Regions from separate parts of the Homo sapiens genome. Here region 2 is linked to region 1. Evidence: read pairs that join two places in POLR2A ChIA-PET (ENCODE). Cell type or tissue: MCF 10A. All regions are shown on one strand.

Evidence for each region. ChIA-PET counts read pairs that join two places held together with the same protein. Peaks named below come from ENCODE experiments on the same cell type or tissue, not always from the same donor. Only the 100,000 strongest peaks of a DNase experiment are listed, where the experiment ranks them.
Region 2: POLR2A ChIA-PET joins it to region 1 with 5 read pairs; 2 of 35 experiments call an interaction of 5 or more read pairs at or near these places.

The regions. Positions count from the first base shown.
Region 1 is chr18:35,411,414-35,413,913 of GRCh38, forward strand. No RefSeq gene overlaps it. Among named protein-coding and RNA genes, the nearest start is that of ZNF396, 35 kb to the left of the region's middle. In MCF 10A, no CTCF peak of the experiment used is centred here; a DNase peak (open chromatin) is centred at 1,338.
Region 2 is chr18:35,559,967-35,562,466 of GRCh38, forward strand. No RefSeq gene overlaps it. Among named protein-coding and RNA genes, the nearest start is that of GALNT1, 21 kb to the right of the region's middle. In MCF 10A, no CTCF peak of the experiment used is centred here; no DNase peak of the experiment used is centred here.

The sequences.
Region 1 (2,500 bases):
CAAATGCCCTCCAAGGGCTCTTGGGCTGGGAAGTGCTGCAGAAGTAGACAGGGAGGGCCTGAAGTATTCTCCCTCAGCCGTCCCTCCTTTATTTAAAGTACAGAATTATTTGCTTGGTGCAGGGGCTAGGAAGGTGCCATACCAGGAATCTCTAGTGGCATTTTGTGGCTCATGGGTGGCTTAGGCTGGGGTGAGCCTCGGCAATGGCACCCCTCTGCAGTAATCCTCACCCTCCTGCAGGAACTTCAGACAAACTTCAGTTCACAAATACTCATCGAGTGCTCATGGTCGGGGAGGTGCTTTGCTGGATGCCTTGAGGGATCAGCCCTGCCTCCGAGAAGTTTCCAGACCTACAGAAGACAGAAGGCTTGTCTAAGAGTCACCTGAGTCACACAGTGTGAAGTGTGAATATTCACACATAAGGGATGCACAGGGGTTGGTGGAAGACTTCCTGGGAAAGGCAGCTTCAAGCTGAGCTGGGAAGGAGGGTAAAGTCTTGACAGAAAGGGAGAAGATTTCCAGGCTGAGACTGGCAATTGGACAAAATTGTAGTTAATAGGTTCTGGTGATTAAACCCGCCATAGGAGGATAGTGTCTTCTGCTGCTTGTCTGTATTACACACATGTGTGTAAGCAAATTGGAACCAACACATCTGCATGGTTCTTTTCCCACAGTGGAGGAGAGTTTCAATATGTTAATGTCATATTCCTCTTAGCAATGTTGAGACAGTGAAATCTTATTCAGCATTCTGGTTTGACATATTGCTCTGTGCTTGCATGGAATATCAGATGTGATCATAATTTGTAGACAAGAATCTTGCCTATTTTACATTTTCTGTATTCTGTGCAGTAGGCATGTCCTTAGTGACCCCATTCTCTTCTAGCTGACTTCATTCTCTTCCCTCCTGTTTTGTTGAAGGTCCTGGGGGCTCTGTCCTCACTCCTTTTTCTTCTTTCAGGAGAACCTTTGACTCCCATGGCTTTGATGACTCCTCTCCTGTTGGAGGATTGGGAGTGAAGAAGGAGAAGACTCTGTAAATCAGGGGAGTGTGTCAGGCCTTGAGTTAGACACTAAAGGTTTGTTGAGGACGGAGAGAGTGAAAGAGTGGCAGAGAAGCAAAAAACAAAGGTGGGGTCTGCTGCAGCAGATGCAGCTGGTGCAAGCAGGAGGAGGCCTGAAGGTGATTGCAGGGGCCAAGGAGAGATGCTGTGAAAGGCTGGGGATAGGAAGTAAAAGCCAGATTGCAGCTGGGCCAGGTGTGAGAACAAGGAGGAAGCAAGTTTTTTTTTTTCAAGAAATCTGGACAAGAAAGGGCAGGAAGAGATGGGGCAATAACTGCAGAGGGAGTGTTCTTATGATGAATGAGGCTTGAGCATGACAGGAAGCCTGCTTTTTCTTTAAATGCTCCTTGGTTGTAGTGTGTTAAAGCCAAGGTAATAATCTAGTCAGACTGCATGGAGGGACTTGCTCAGGTTTCTCCCTCTGACACGATGGTAGCAGGCACCTAAGCACATGCATACCACAGTGCTAGTGGTTCTTTGACAAACCTCTGCCCCAAGAGAGTCTAGGCTGGGCAGCAGAGAGTGCCTGTATTATTTAGAAGCACTACAGGCTGATGACAGAGAGAGAGGAGAGAGAGAGAGAGAGAGAGAGAGAGAGAGAGAGAGAGAGAAGAAAATAACTCAACTTAGAAATATCTTTATGTAAATGAAGATTGTTTTTAGAAATCTACCAACACCTAAAAGTTAATTATGCTGGATTTAAAAACAAATATCAAAAACTCCCTGAGCTCTAACAGGCTTGCATAGAGCCCAAGGGTTCTATGGACAACTGGAGTGGGGGGCAGTGGATGTGATGATCTCAGTTTAGGAGAGAGTCCAGCTACAGAGTGCATCTGATCTGATGACTAGGGACATCTTCAGCAGTTCATAAACACGTGCTGTTCTCACCAGCTGCTGGGGAAAAGAGGCTCTGGAAGCTGCCATTTGTTGGTTACAGGCAAAGGAGGTTAACTTGAAAGAAATGGGCATATTTTATATAATACAAGCTACCAGGGAGGATTTCAGAATGGTCTTTGTCTTGGTTAAAACGTGATCAAACACCACCATACCTTAAAAAACAGCTACAATGAAAATTGAATTAATTAATTAAAATTAAATTAGAACAGAAAATTTAACTACTTAAACTAAAGCACATAAATTATGTTTTTAAAGGTCAGATTTCTGCTCCTATTCAAGGTAAACTAACTGATACGTATTTAACCTCCCACCTGAAACAACAACAAAAAAGGGAAAAACACACAAAATATATGAAATAATTGTTTGAAGACACTGGACATCAGGCAACAAAAGACAGTGATCCTTGAGAAAAGGAAAACAAATGATTGCCCCAGCTTATTGGTTTGAGATTTTTAGGCAACAGTACAGGGAAGGAGACCCAAGCAAAGCAAGACCGAACTACATGTTGCCTATAAGAAACCCATTTTAAATATAAAGATAGA
Region 2 (2,500 bases), 150 kb after region 1:
GACAACCATGCAGATTTGTCCTGGGTACAAGTACAACTAGGTGGAATAATAACTGGTTGAGCAATCACACCCAAAGGGTATTGAGTAATGCATCAATATCAGCTTCAAAGGAAACTTCAAGAGGTGTGCCTTGATCTGGCTCAATATTTTTATCAGTGATTTAGATGTATACACAGTGAAGTACTCATAAAATTGACAGATGACATGAAACCAAGAAAGATAGTAAAAGCTAATGAAGACAGAATTGGGCCAAAACCTCTTGCTGCCTAGAATGGCAGGCTGCATCTAACAAGGTGAAGTGATAAATGTGTGTTCGTGAACTCAAATTTTTTTTTAAAAAACAGACAAAACAAAAACAAAACTCCATGCAACTAGGTAAAAAATGGGAGAAAAATGAATTTGTTTTAGCTATGGAAAAGAATTGGGGTGTTTTAGGTGACAGCTCAAAATGAATCAACAGGGCAAAGCTAGAGCAGCTCTGGCTGACTGCATTAATGGAGTGACTGGAGGGTATGGCTCTGCTAGCAACATCTGAAGTGGCAGTTTCATGCCACAGTGTGAAAGATAGAGAGGCATGTCCTGGAGAAGGACCAGAGGTGACTTGAAACTGATCTCAAATATTGGAGGTCTGTTCTGTGGCACTCCTACCCTACATGGCTATGGCCATGACCCTTCCATCTGGCTCTCACACTCCACTCCACTCTTTTATCTGACTATCCACCTGCTCCTAAGCTTCAGCTTGGCACTTTGCTCCTGTTGTTTGTCCTCACACATTGGTTCCTCCTGCTGCTGTCTGCTTTGAGAACACTCTTTTCTTAGTGTCAAGGAGACTGGATGATCTCAAGAGTAGAGGAGATAAGTGTGAACAGTGAGAATGGTTAGGCCCCAAGCATCTTCTCTTAAAGGGGGACCTTTTCTGACTATCAATGCATAAACTATCAATGCATAAAAGAAGGTAGTTAAAAGTGGCAACTTTTTAATGTGCAAATTTCTCCAAACTGTAGAACTTGCTACGCTTTTGAGGACTAGTTTATAGTATAGGGCAGTGTAGAGCAGTTACTTTAGATACGTTCTGTACTTGTATGTTTGATACATGTACAGAACACACTGCACCACATTATCATACTACTGGCCATCATACTCTCTAGTCATATATATAAAATATGACTAGAGACAGAGAGCTAAATAAAAAGAACCAGGCCAGGCCGGGCACAGTGGCTTATGCTTGTAATCCCAGCACTTTGGGAGGCTGAGGCGGGCAGATCACCTGAGACCAGGAGTTTGAGACCAGCCTGGCCAACATGGTGAAACCCCATCTCTACTAAAAATACAAAAATTAGCTGGGTGTGGTGATGCACACCTGTAATCCCTGCTACTCAGGAGGCTGAGGCAGGAGAATCGCTTGAACCTGGGAGACAGAGATTGCAGGGAGCCAAGATCATGCCATTGAACTCCAGCCTGGGCGACAAGAGCAAAACTCCTTCTGGAAAAAAAAAAAAAAACAAACAGGCCAGCAATCAATGGGCATAAAGTTTGGGTTATGCAAGATCAATGAGTTCTAGAGATTTGTGGAACATCGTGCTTATAGTTAACAATACCACAATACCATTTTGTATGCTCTAAATATTATTAAAAGAGTGAATTTAATGTCTTTACCACAATAAAATAAAATTAATTAGGGAAAAAAATGCAGATCTTTCTTTCCTCCAAGGCAGGCATTCCTCCCACAGCACCAAAACAAAAATCAACCAGGCCAGGCATGGTGGCTCACACCTGTAATTCCAGCACTTGAGGAAGCCGAGGTGGAAGGATCACTTCAGTCCAGGACTTCATGGTCAGCATAGGTAACATAGAGAGATCCCATCTCTACAAAAAAATCAAAAAATTAGCTGGGCATGGTGGCATGTGCATGTCTGTAGTCCCAACTACTTGGGAGGCTGAGGCAAGAGAATCACTTAAGCCCGGGAGGTCAAGGCTGCAGTGACCCGTGATTACACCACTGCACTCCAGCCTGGATGTAGAGTAAGGCTCCATCCTCCCCCCCCCCCAAAAAAAAGCCAAGAATAATTTTAAAGGCCAAAAAGAAGTCCTAGAAATGGAAAATATAATATTTCAAGAATTAGGCAGAGGATCTATTTAAAAAGATGACTTCAACAACATTATAAACCAACTAGACTTAACAGACATGTATAAAACATAAATAACTCTTCCCCAGAAAACAACTAAACCTGCTGAATAAAAATTTAAAATATATGCACTTGGCTGGGCACAGTGGCTCATGCCTGTAATCCCAGCACTTTGGGAGCTGAGGCAGGAGGATAGCTTGAGGCTCAGAGGTCAAGATCAGCAACCTGGGCAACATAGCAAGACCCCCATCTCCACAAAAAAATTTTAAAATAAAATACATGTACTTATAAATGTAGCACTGAGCTTGCAAGGCAGTAAGGAAGCCTCACAGGTCAAAATGAAATAAATGTTGAAATCCAGATATGAAAGATAG